Regions from separate parts of the Homo sapiens genome. Here region 1 is linked to region 2. The links are chromatin loops, found by intact Hi-C in ENCODE. Cell type or tissue: OCI-LY7. All regions are shown on one strand. Each heading gives the region's core, and the rest is flanking DNA. Links, peaks and the distances in the headings are about the cores only.

What was found. Peaks named below come from ENCODE experiments on the same cell type or tissue, not always from the same donor. Only the 100,000 strongest peaks of a DNase experiment are listed, where the experiment ranks them.
Region 1: it touches region 2 in a loop (4-fold over the local background); 17 of 110 quality-filtered maps call a loop at or near these places.

What each region holds. Positions count from the first base shown.
Region 1 is chr1:225,908,960-225,915,176 of GRCh38, forward strand. No RefSeq gene overlaps it. Among named protein-coding and RNA genes, the nearest start is that of MIR6741, 10 kb to the right of the region's middle. RefSeq lists enhancers at 2,206-2,265, 2,276-2,325 and a silencer at 2,466-2,655. In OCI-LY7, for the core only: a CTCF peak has its summit at 2,532 (motif pointing left); no DNase peak of the experiment used is centred there.
Region 2 is chr1:225,844,785-225,851,001 of GRCh38, forward strand. TMEM63A (transmembrane protein 63A) reads right to left here. Exons shown (of 25, transcript NM_014698.3): 21 at 5,128-5,295; 22 at 4,113-4,228; 23 at 3,708-3,770; 24 at 2,250-2,429; 25 at 752-2,148. The coding sequence ends at 2,256. It overlaps EPHX1 (epoxide hydrolase 1), which reads left to right. Exons shown (of 9, transcript NM_001136018.4): 9 at 362-779. The coding sequence ends at 563. Among named protein-coding and RNA genes, the nearest start is that of TMEM63A, 34 kb to the right of the region's middle. RefSeq lists enhancers at 1,122-1,932, 3,568-3,617, 5,446-5,992. In OCI-LY7, for the core only: a CTCF peak has its summit at 3,417; DNase peaks (open chromatin) are centred at 3,387, 3,697 and 4,087; H3K4me3 peaks cover 1,971 bases; H3K27ac peaks cover 2,500 bases.

The sequences.
Region 1 (6,217 bases), core at 1,384-3,883, 64 kb after region 2:
CATTAAATACCTGCTAAACAATAGCCATTGTGCTCTGCACTGAGCAAACAACAGGAACCCTGTAGACGGTGGAGGTTTTAGCTTATCTGTGCATTAAACAAATTGAATTTTAAACAAGCAATTGATATTAGGGGGATACACTGGGGGAAGCCAAGGCTCTTTAAGCCTTGTGGATTACCCTCTTCAACTGGCTTCCCTCATCTTTTATACCCAAATGGCTGCAAGACTCAAGGCACTGTTTTCCAACATTTCTGGAGTTTTCTTTCTTAAGCAAAAATTAGGGCTGATCCCTCCCTACTTAAAAACCTCTTAGGCTGGGCACGGTGGCTTATGCCTGTAATCCCACCACTTTGGGAAGCCGAGGCAGGCGGATCATCTGAGGTCAGGAGTTCGAGACCAGCCTGGCTAACATGGTGAAACCCCATTTCTACTAAAAATACAAAAATTAGCCAGGCGTGGTAGCACACACCTGTGGTCCCAGCTACTCAGGAGGCTGAGGCAGGAGAATCGCTTGAACCCAGGAAGCAGAGGTTGCAGTGAGCTGAGATCACACCACTACACTCCAGCCTGGGCAACAGAGCAAGACTTTCTCAAACAAAACAAAACAAAACAAAACAAAACAAAACAAAACAAAACAAATTAACCTCTTGCTGCCTCAGCTGCCTTCCACTGTGCCAAGTCCAGCATCTTCATTGTTCAGACTCACCTGTTGTCCAGTCACACACACACCCAGCACACACTCACTCTTCACTCCATCATATGAAGGACTTTACCAACACTGGGCACTGGTTCCCGCCACCCTACCTGGGCACAAGCAGTGCCCATCACCCAGGGTGCCACTCCTCAGCACCCTGGTCCTTTAACACTTCTCCAGCTGGAAAACTCCCCTCATCTTTTCTAACCCATGTCCAACCTGACATTCTCTGCCAAGTCTTCCTGAACACCTCCTCCCTTCTCCCAGTGCTCCTCACTGCCACCATTTATTAACTTGTCATATGGAATTTGCAATCACTTCTTTGTATCCTGATTTCCTCCACCAGACCAGGAACTCCAGTGGGGAATAAAGTGATCAGGTCTGATTGTATGCGTAGCACCCGGTCTGGCCCACAGTGGACACTCAATAGGTGAGGATTGAAATAAATGAATGAATGTGTGCATGCAAGCAGGGCGGGTTGAGGCAGGTGCTTTTTGCACCTCACCCCACTGAATTTTTACACAGCAGAGGAAGTTCAAGTTTATAGGAAGTCCAGCTTCTCTCTCTATCCTCCCCACCAGCCTTACCTCCACAATGCCCTGAGGCTTCTCTTTGCCTGGAACTCCATTTCCCAGGGCTGGCCCTGAATGTGTCGGGATATTGACACCCTAACATAGGGGGTCCTGGTCCATGAATAATTTGCATTTTATGTGCCCATGATCTAAATAAATATATATTGACTGGTAATTACAGTGTTTCCTCTTCACCTTCTTTCTGGTCTATCTCTTTGGACACCTAGGAATGTTGGCTGCAGGCCACAACCAGCTCAATTCAATTTAACAAGGATTCATCAAGCTCCACAGGCAGTGGCCCCACACCCAGCTGAGGGTCAGCATCTCCAGTGGAACCTCCAGAGATTCTGATTCCAAGCTTTGGGGTGGGAGATGAGGGTCTGTCACATTCAGAGAGGCAGAAAAGACAAGGAGAAGGCATTTCTGGTGGAGAAAATGAGGTGACTAGTAACAGTGGGTTGTACAGTTAAGCACAGGTCTGGTTTTCAGATAGAAAAAGCATTTTGAGGAGTCAAGGGTAATAAGGTTGGAAACAGAACTCAATAAATGCTAGTTTCCTCTCTATTTCCCTTAATTTAAAAAGGCAGATGATCAATTAGGTTTGGGAACCAGGTCTGGAGCCAGCGGTGCCCTGGGGAACAAGGACCCTGAACCCTCCCAGAGTGGAGCCTGACCCACTTCCGGTGCTGGGTCCTGTCTTTCCAGTTAACCTCTCCAGGCCTCAGTTTCCCTAACAGTTATAATCAACACCACAGCAACCTCTGGTTATTAGCGCTGTCCTGCCAGACACCAAGCCCAGCCTTTATCTCATTGAATCCTCATCTCAGCCCATGAGGTGGGGATCCTTCTCACCCTCACTTGACAGATAAGTTCTTGGAGGTTGAATAACTCACCCAAGGTCACCTGTCGTTAAAGTGACTGACTCTCTAGGCCTCGTCTTGAGCAAGATGGGTGTATTTCGATTCAGATGGCCCACGTCAGGCTGGACACGCGGGCCCCTGGTGAGGCCTGAGTCCCTGGCCGGGGAGCTCCGCTAAGCTGCCCGACCTCCCATGTGCAGAGGGCGCTGCTGGGGCCACAGGCGAGGCTGCGTGGGGAAGCGGAGCGTGGATTCCAGCGCTTTCCCCTAGATCCAACTCTGAGCTGCTTTGCTATGTGAACTCAGGAAATGACCTGCCACAACTAGCAGGTGGGCACCCAGCCGGGGCTGGGGTTTGCACCCGGTTTCTCTCCAACCAGGCCGGGGCTGGCGGCCTGGGGAGTTCGGCTGTGGCGCCTGGCGCCCTCTGGCGGCGCGGGGAGGTCCTCCTCGGCCGCGGGCGGCCGGGACCGCTTGGAGCCGCGAAGGGACGTTTTTTAGGAACCACTAGCCAGGCGCGGGGGCTCACGCCTGTAATCCCAGCACTTTGGGAGGCCTAGGCGGGCGGATCACGAGGTCAAGAGATAGAGACCATCTTGGCCAAAATGGTGAAACCCCGTCTTTACTAAAAATACAATGCTGTCCTCAAGGGTCTTCTTAGGAACTCTTCTGTGAGCTGAGTGGGGAAAACGGGAAAGAAGACTCGAGTCTGGAGGCTGAGATTTTGACACCGGCTTCCCCAGTCATCTTGGATGGGTGCCTTGAGTTCTTCCTATGGGGGACGGGAATGGCGATGGGGACAGGGATGGGGATGCCCCCTCCCTACGTGCCTCCAGATCGCCGTGGGACTCCTGCTGGATGCGACGAGTGACAGCCCCTTGTCAGCCCAGAAGCGCTACTATAGAGCAAAGACTTGTGTTCATGAGAAAATAACTGACAGTCCAGGATGCCAAGGACCAATGGCCCAGGAAGGAGCTGGGGAGAGAAGAGGCAGCCCCGGAGATGGGGCGTGAGCAAGACAGCGGGGCACTGGGGAAGGCCGTGGGGTTCAGCAGAAAGATACACTGTTTAGGGCAAAGGGAGCATTATGCGGGGATCCGGGCAATGGCATAACTTTATAAATGCTCATTTCTTGTTCCTTTCCCTTAATTCAAAGAGCAGATAGTAATGATGGTTATATTTGTTTCTACAAAACAAAAAAATTAAAATATTTGCTTCTCTGAGTGGGTTTCCCAGTGACTCAGGCAAGGTCCCCACACCACTGCAGGCTATATGGAGGCCAGTCCCCATCCCCCCCTGTTTTTTGGGCCTTCTTCCCAGGCACCTATCCAGGGATCCCCACAGCATCACCCTCTGCCTACATCTCCACCTTCTCACCTAGCCTAGTTTTGGGGGATCATTCCTTGTTTTCCAGCCAGAGGACCCCTCAGTGAGAGCAGTGAGGGCAGCAGTGCCTGCACATGGAAGGTCAGGTCAGTGCACTGTAAAACGGGTCTTGGTTTTAGACATACCTGGATTGGCACCCAGGCCTTTCCCCTCACTGGCTGTGCTCCCAACTTGTCCAAGCCTGAGTTTTCCAAATAACTACATCATAATTATTAAAGATTAAATGAGATCATGGGCCTTGCATGCGTAAAACCAGATCTGGTGCATAAAAAGAAGACACGTGTTTGTTTTTAAAGCTTCTACGCCTCAAGTCATATATGTGAAGTTGCTTGACAAGGAGCATTGGCTGGGCTTCCCATCTTAGGAAAGAGGAAAGCTTGCAGTGTGTGGGATTGTAGAAGGGGGAGGGATTGTGTCAAAGCAACATGGTCACCTGCCCAGGGGCCTCCCGGCTGCACAGTGACCCAGGTTACCCAAAGGCTTTGCCCAAAGCAACTGACCACCCTGAGAGAAGGATGAGCAAGTATTATCTATTTCCCATTTTAATGAAATAATAAGTTGAAACCAAAGCAGACTAATGACTTACCTGAAGTCACCTGAGCAGTGAGGATTAGAACTCAGGCCTTTGCTCTTACTGTTACCAGAAGTTCATTAACTACACTGGCAGAAGGAAAGCAATCTTTATTGTAATTTAATTGAAAAGATACTACACATGAAATTCTAATTTCATATTCACATATCTTAGAATTCAGGGTGGAGCAGTAACTGAGAGGTACATACCCCCACTGGTTTCTTTTTGTTTTGTTTTGTTTTTTTGAGATGCAGTCTTGCTCGGTCGTCTGGGCCAGAGTGCAGTGGAGCGATCTCGGCTCACTGCGACCTCAGCCTCCCGGGTTCAAGTGATTCTCCTGCCTCAGCCTCCTGAATAGCTGGGATTACAGGCACCTACCACCACACTGGGCTAACTTTTGTATTTTTAGTAGAGACGGGGTTTCACCATGTTGGCCAGGCTGATCTCAAACTCCTGACCTCAAGTGATCCATCTGTCTCAGCCTCCCAAAGTGCTGGGATTATAGGCGTGAGCCACCACGCCGGACCCCACACTGGTTTCTCAGCCTCTCGTGGTCGCTCAATATCAAAGTACCTCAATTGACAAGTCTCTGATGTCCAGCCAAACCTCACATGCTCTGCTGCAGCCCACCAGCATGTGTTTTCAGTCACTTATTTTCAAGGAGGACAGAACATTTATCCACATAATCCTTCCTAAAATGGAAAACTGTTATAAATTTGATAACCATCCCAATCCCTTTTTACTTGAATATTCCTGAGGTACTTCCCTGTTACCTGAAGAAGCCTAAAGCTGTAAGAATTGGGAGGATGCCTCTGAAGTATCCATGTACTGAACAGGCTCTTGGGCAACACACGGGGGGAGGAGCAGGCACACTCATAGAGCACCCATGAGGCAAAGTGGCCAGGACAGAAACGTACTAGGCTTCCCCACATCCCAGCCAATCGGGCACAAGCACAGCCCTTCAGTGCTCAATCAACACCTGCTGATTGAATAAAAGAAAGTCAAAAACAAACCAGGGCCAGGCGCAGTGGCTCATGCCTGTAATCCCAGCACTTTGGGAGGCCAAGGCAGGCAGATCACCAGGTCAGGAGTTTGAGACCAGCCTGGCCAACATGGGGAAGCCCCGTCTCTACTAAAAATACCAAAAAAATTAGAGAATTGCTTGATCCAGGGAGGTGGAGGTTGCAGTGAGCAGAGATCTACACTGCACTCCAGCCTGAGCTCCGTGTCAAAAAATAATAAATAAGTAAATAAATAAACAAAAAAATAAATACTTTAAAAAACCAAACCAGGAATGACCAGGTCCAAGGACAGTCTAGGAGTTGCACAGAGTTTTCACCCCAATACACCAGAGACCTCGTTGGGCACTCAGGCAACAGCCCAACCTGACATTCAAGCAGAAGAGCTGTCATTCATTCAAGCATTTGTTCAGCTGTGTTTATTGGGTACCATGCACTAGGATTGGGAAGATGGCCTGCAGCCCAGCTCTCATGCTAAGTGTTCCTGCAGGAGTGTCCAAGACACAGCTCGAGGCCAAAGTAGGGCACACAGGACGTGCTCCCACCTTGACTGACCACGTGGGGCCACGCATCCTGCTTCAGTACCGCATGGCCAGGGCAGCCTGGCCCCTCTAAAGGCTGTCCAAATGCATTTTGTAACTAAGCAATCCCCTTATGTGATTCCTAAATCAATACTATACAAAGAGGTTTGTAATGAAAGGTCTCCCTCCTGCCCTGCCCCTATCTGCCACATTCCCACTGCCCCCCACAACCAGGTACTGTTTTAGTGGTTTCTGGTATATCCTTCTAGAATTTCTTTATCCAATTTTGTATTTTCCCCCTTTCTTACATAAAGGTAGTATACTACCCACACTGGCTTGGACCTTGAAAAGCGGGGTATTTCATTTTCAAAATGCTATGGACTTCATATAATCACAATATCCACTTCTGTGTTCCATCTAGTTTATTGGTAAAAGTGAATACAAGTCAAGGCTTTACAAGTATTTTGCTCAGATGTGCAGAAAGGACTAGCTCTCCTGCTTGAAACAGTGAAGGAAAGCGCAGCCAGCCCCTTGGGCTGAGGCTGACTCTCGGTGTTTCTTTGGAGAGCGTTGCTTAGTAACAGTTGCAGGGGAC
Region 2 (6,217 bases), core at 1,930-4,429:
GAGAAAGCCCTCATGGAGGGACCAGGTGCCTGGCTCCCGGGCGGCCCTCAGTACCGCTCCCCAGTCTAGGATGCTGGTCTGGAGTGGCACTGATGGTTCTGGGATTTCCAAGTCTCACATGGAAACCCTCAAAGGTGGGGATTTAGAGGCTGTCCCATGCCCCTGCCTGGGTGGCCCTCCCAGAAAAGAGAAGGCCCTCAGTGAGGGGAGAGCGGTTGAGACCCTGGATTTGTCCTTTTCTTTATGGCTCCTTGTGGGTGGGCCAGCTGATCTCACCCCCAGGCGCTTTAACCCCCTGCTGTGCAGGACGGAGGGGCGCAGGGCCACAGCCTCACCCCTCCGTCGGCTCTTTCACTTCCAGGATGAAGGTCTATGTGCCCACTGGCTTCTCTGCCTTCCCTTTTGAGCTATTGCACACGCCTGAAAAGTGGGTGAGGTTCAAGTACCCAAAGCTCATCTCCTATTCCTACATGGTTCGTGGGGGCCACTTTGCGGCCTTTGAGGAGCCGGAGCTGCTCGCCCAGGACATCCGCAAGTTCCTGTCGGTGCTGGAGCGGCAATGACCCACCCCTCTCCCCCCGCCTGCCACCTCCCCCCACAAGTGCCCTCCAGGCTTTTCTTGGGGAAGATACCCCTTTTCTGAGGAATGAGTTTGCCTCCGTCCCCTGCCCATGCTGGGAGCCCACGCTCACCCCCTCACCCCTCCAAGCTCACTCCCCAACCCCCAACTCCGTGTGGTAAGCAACATGGCTTTGATGATAAACGACTTTACTCTAAAAGCGGCTGGAACTCAGTGACATGAGCGTGCGCTGACCCCACATGGGGCCCCCTGTGCAAGCAGAGCTGGCCGGCCCCTCCTTGCTGGCAGAGGCACGGGAGGCCTGCTGGGGATGAGGCCACTGGCCAGGGCTATGCTGCACCAGACCAATGGCACCGCCCCCACCCCTCCCAGCGCAGGGGCAGCTTGGAGCAGAGGCAGCACTGGCCACCACTGCGGGGGCAAGTCAGCGTCAAGAGAGTCCCTGAGTGAGAAGGCCCAGATAAGCCCAGGCCCCCCAGGCCAGCGGACAGGCACAGGCAGGGCCTACAGAGGTGCCAAGGCCCCAGGCCAGTTGTGCTAGGAGCCTGGACCTGCTCTTCCACACCCCCATCCCGCCCCTACTGCACAGGCTTGTGCCTTGGTGCCCCCTGGAGGCAGCAGGGAGGAGGCTTCTCAGGCAGAAGTCTTAAGTTGCATCCCATTCCCCAGAATCCCCAGGAGGGAGAAGAGGGATGGGCTGCCCCTCCTTCCTGCCAGAGCCACAGCTCAAGGGCAGTGGGATGGCCCTGCACCCAGCCCAGGTACCCCTTCCTCTGTGCCGACCATGCTGTCCTTTGGCTCCGAGGAGGCCCTGAGCACTGCCCACCCCCACACCTTGGAGGGAGCAGACGGAGGGGGTGAGTACTGCACAGAGCCTGCCTGGAGGTGCAGACTCATGCACTCAGCCCTGAAGAGGTGAGAGAGGCTGGATCTTAACTGTGGTCCAATGGGCATATTATGAGTGGTCCTTGTCCCTGCCTGCTATGGGGTAACCCTGACCCAGCTAGCGTCCCTGACAACATGATACAAAAACACAGAACTCTAGCGGGATACAGAGATGTGTGCACAGCTGGCAGGAGCACTGGCCACCTCCCAACCTGTTCCCCATAGCTTACTCCTGGATGTAGCCTGGAGGGACTGCTGGGCTGGGGAGGGACTGGCCATGGAGCAGGGAGCTGGATGCCAGCGGGACCTCAGACCTGGACTGCAGCATCTCTTTGGTTATCGGTTGTGTGTGTGCTCAGAAGGGAGGAGGCCTTCCCCTTGTTACATCTCTCTCTCCATATATTCTCCCGGACTCATCAGTTTGGGGGGCGAAAAGTCCACCACATGGTCTTGGCGACAAACCACTGGGGATGTCACCCCAGCTGCAGAGCTGGAAGCTTGTGCCGGAGGGGAAACTGGGTGAGCAAGGGAGGGGCGAGGCCTGCCTGTGCTCTCCTCACCACTGCTGGGACCAGAAAAGATGGGCACCTGATAGCTCAGCTGGGCAGTCCCAACGCATTCCCACTCAGCCAAGGGCCTGAGCCCCAGGCCATTCTGGTTGTGTCTTTTCAGAGCAGTGAGACCTAAAACAGATGGGAAGAAGTCATGAACTTGGGAGTCAGGCCGCTTCACCTGTCTTCTCACCCCACAGGCTCCCCTGAGCCTGGCCCAGCCAGCAGCTCACCCAGCCTCAGGCCTCCTGGGGGGCAGCAGCCACACTGCCCGTGGCGCTCTGCGCCAAGCACTGTCCAGGGATAGTCCCGCTGATGTTGTGGATGGCACCATAGGTCTGCTGCTGCTGCTGCTGCGGAGACAGTGCTGTCCTCTCCGAGGCCAAGCCGTTCAGAATCCGAGGCACGTAGGGCTGTCAGCAAATGGATTTGTGCTTGGCCTGGACAGGCATGAGCTTCCACACTGCATCCCTCCCCTCCTGCCCTTCTCCCAACAGGACACAGACAGTGGCCATAAAGGACATATGAAGAAACACCGACATCCATTTAGGACATTAAGACCGAAAATATGACACCTGCAGAATTTCCTAGCAGCCAGGGCAAAAGAGAAAGCACAGTTATACAGTTCTCATGATCACAGAAGGAAGCACAAGAGAGCAGTTCTCAGAGGAAACTAAACTTCCTAGCCCTGGATCCTAGGAGGATTTCTCACTTTGTAGAAGAAACAAGTCTACCTATATAGGGGGGCTTAGAACGCTGCCCTGGGACCCCTGGGATGCTCAACATATCTGTGTGAGTCTCATTTTGAGTCTCATTTCCTCCCAATCCCAGGCTCCAGCCACTGACCCCAGGCACAGAGCCCTGCCATACTCCTCCTGAGACCCTGGCTGTGAGGGCTTGACATCATCCACCTGTCCTGCATGTTCCCTGCTTGGCCAGCATAGCCACAGGTGTGTCGCTGGGTAATGAGTCCTTCTGAGGCCCTCCCTTGTTTGGAACTTGTCCAAGGACAGACACCGATAAGAGAGCCTGACACCTGGGAGGCAGCCACCAGAAAGAACCCTGCAGATGAGGTCGGCTCTGTCCTGGCCACGGCTGTCAGGAAGGCTGGTGACTACAGCTCTGGAACCCTGGGGCTCTGCTTTCCCTTCCCAGCCCCACCCTAGGAGCAGGACCCTGGAGGCTGTGTGCAGAGAGAACTAGGAAGGCAAGGAGCCCTGTGTCTCTCTACCATGGGGTCTTCCTCTGAAGCAGGTGCAATGTTCATTTCTTGAATTCAAAGGGAAGTCTGCCTGACACCCTCTTGGAGCCTAGTGGAGGACCTCGCACAGGCAGGTGCATCGCTGATGACAAACCTTTGTCAAACCCTAGCGCCTTACCATGTGCCTTCACTAAAGCCCCAAACTCACCAGGCATTAAATATGCAGAGAAGGAAAGAGAGCAGGGAACTGAAACCAAGGGGGATGGCCATGAATCGAGACAAGACTCTATCTCCTCAACAGTTTCAAATATGCAGGTTAAAATACCCAGGGGGACCAGGATTCCTTCTCTGCCATTAATTCACAAACTTGCCTGCCATGTGATCTTAGCAAGAGATGATCAAAGATTTGCCGGGGCCCATCTGGTTGGGACTGTTACAACCAAAGCAAAAAAAAGGGCGACAAGCTCAGAGGCTGAGGGGCACAGCTTACTGTGAACGGTGGGGGCATGTGGGCCTCTGCCTCACTTCCTTTGTCACTTGCAGGCTCTTCTGTCTGCAGATAACAGCAAAAACTTGCGATGATAAACAAAACTGATCTCTGTGAACAAACACCCTCCAAACACACAGACTATTAACACCCGGAATAATAGTACCAGCTGGCACCAAGCTCCCCAGCAGCCCGAGAGAGGATGGGGTGGGGGAGTGCAGGGATGAGGGGAGGAAGGGAAGCTACACATGGCACCCAACCACCCACGCCTTTCCCATGGAGAAGCAGAATCTGGAGAAGGCTGCTGCTGTGTTGATACAGACAAGGGTGGGCGGGGTTGACAGCGAGCCCGTCCCACCATCTGTTCCTCCCAGGGCTTGACCGGGCAGTGGGGTCGGGGGCCTTTACTTTGTAGTTCAGAGGGCTGAGGTGCTTGAAGCATCCAAAGCAGGTGTGAGCCAGGCAGACCAGGATGGTGAGCAGCAGCACCAGGAAGGTGAACAGAGTGGCGGGGGCCTTCATACCTGGTGATAGAGGGTGGCTAGCCTTGGGGTGGGCAGGGAGGGGCCACCACCTACCCTCACCCTGCTGAGGAAGGGGCCGCACCTGGTGTGGAAACTGCCCGTGACTTCTCCCTCAGGCAGAAAATAAAGGTAAGGCCTAACCCCCCACCCCCACCCCTCAACTCCAGCAGCAAGGATGGTGTCTTCACAGCCAGGAACACACAGAGGGACCCACTGAATGACTGGCATCATCCCTGGTCAGATTTCAGGCACTGGGGTGCCAAGTCAATGGCAATTCTTCAGCCTCCTTGCTGGTCCGTTCCCTCCAGTCTCCAGTGCCCTGGGCTAGAGAGGATGGACCCTCCCACACCCCCAGTCTGACCGGGGCAGACGTGTCTTTCCCCCAGGAGTGTCAGTTTTCTCTCCTCCACGTCCCCACCTCTTCCATGCCAGGAGGTACAAGGAGCTGGGCCCAACCACCAGCCTCAAAGGGCAAATCTGGATCAGCTTCCCCATTTCCTCTGGTTCAGTCCCTGCACAGCTGATAAAGGCACTATCTTCTCTCCAGGGATGTATGGGACAATTGACCAGGCCTTCACAAGGGTTACACCTGCACTCGGGCTAGCTTAGGAGCCAGGCTGTCAACACCACACCCAACCAGCCCCTCACCCTGGGTATCATGTTTTGATTGGACACCTAACCAGTCCTCACTCTGGGCACCACATTCTGACTAGACATGTAACCAACCCTCATTCTGGGTACCACGTTCTGATGGGACACCTAACCAGCCCTCACTCTGGGCACCACATTCTGACTGGATGCCATGCTGATGCTGTGAAAGCAATGAGGGATCTGACTGGCTGGTGGGGATGCAGGGCTGGGAGGCCAAGGGCTGGCCCCAGGTCAGAAGGGCTGCTCACCCAGGCGCAGGAAGGAAAAGAAGTAGAGCCAGAAGAGGCACAGGATGGGGGCTGCCAAGGCCTGGTTCACAGCGGCAAAGTGGATCCCCTTCTCCAGCTTGGCTGGGAGGTAGACGAAGTAGAGGTTGTGCCGGTCCACCATGTGCTTGAGCAGGATGTAGATGAGGCCTGCAGGGGATGGGGCTGTGAGCTGGAGACCTCGCAGGGCCACACAGACACCTCTGTCCTCTTCCTCTCCGGGGCGGCTATTTTGGCAAGGAGCCAGGGCTGGGGCTGCTGCTCTACTGCCTGAACACAAAATGAGGCATCCTGCACCTCTGGCTACTAGTTTTTTTTCACTTTCTCTCTCCTACCCACTTCCTCACTTATCTGTGACCCCAAGGTGTAGGGGATCGGTCAGGGTGGTGGGAGAAAATTTAAGATAAAGTTATAGGAAATAGACACAAACCTTCTTGGAAAGCCGAGAGGTTTGCATAGCTTCAGTAAAGGGTTTGGCTGAAGGCAGCTGAATTCTCTTAAAAGCTTAGGGTGCAGATACATAGGAATGTGGGGGAGTTTACCTAAATAGCTTGTTTACTCATGTGGTCCTAAGACCAACCTTTGATCATCCACTGGTGCATGATTGCTCGCTATTCAGGGGGTCGGCAATGTTAATTACCCTCTAGTGGTGTTTACTCGAGACCTTTGTCATTTAGTCTGTACTAAATAAATGCGAACTTCGCCTGGCATTGAGGACTACACTGCAGACTCAGGCTGCAGAGCCCCTTAGCCGCACTGACAGGCAAAATATCTGTCAGTGTATGTCTGTCTGTCTGTTTTTTTGAGACAGAGTCTCTGTTGCCCAGGCTGGAGTGCAGTGGTGCGATCTCGGCTCACTGCAAGCTCCGCCTCCTGGGTTCATGCCATTCTTCTGCCTCAGCCTCTCAAGTAGCTGGGACTACGGGCGCCTGACACCATGCCCGGCTAATTTTTTATATTTTTAGTAGAGATAGGGTTTCACCATGTTAACCAGGATGGTCTCGATCTCCTGACCTCGTGATCCGCCCACCTTTGCCTCCCAAAGTGCTGGGATTACAGGCGAGAGCCACCG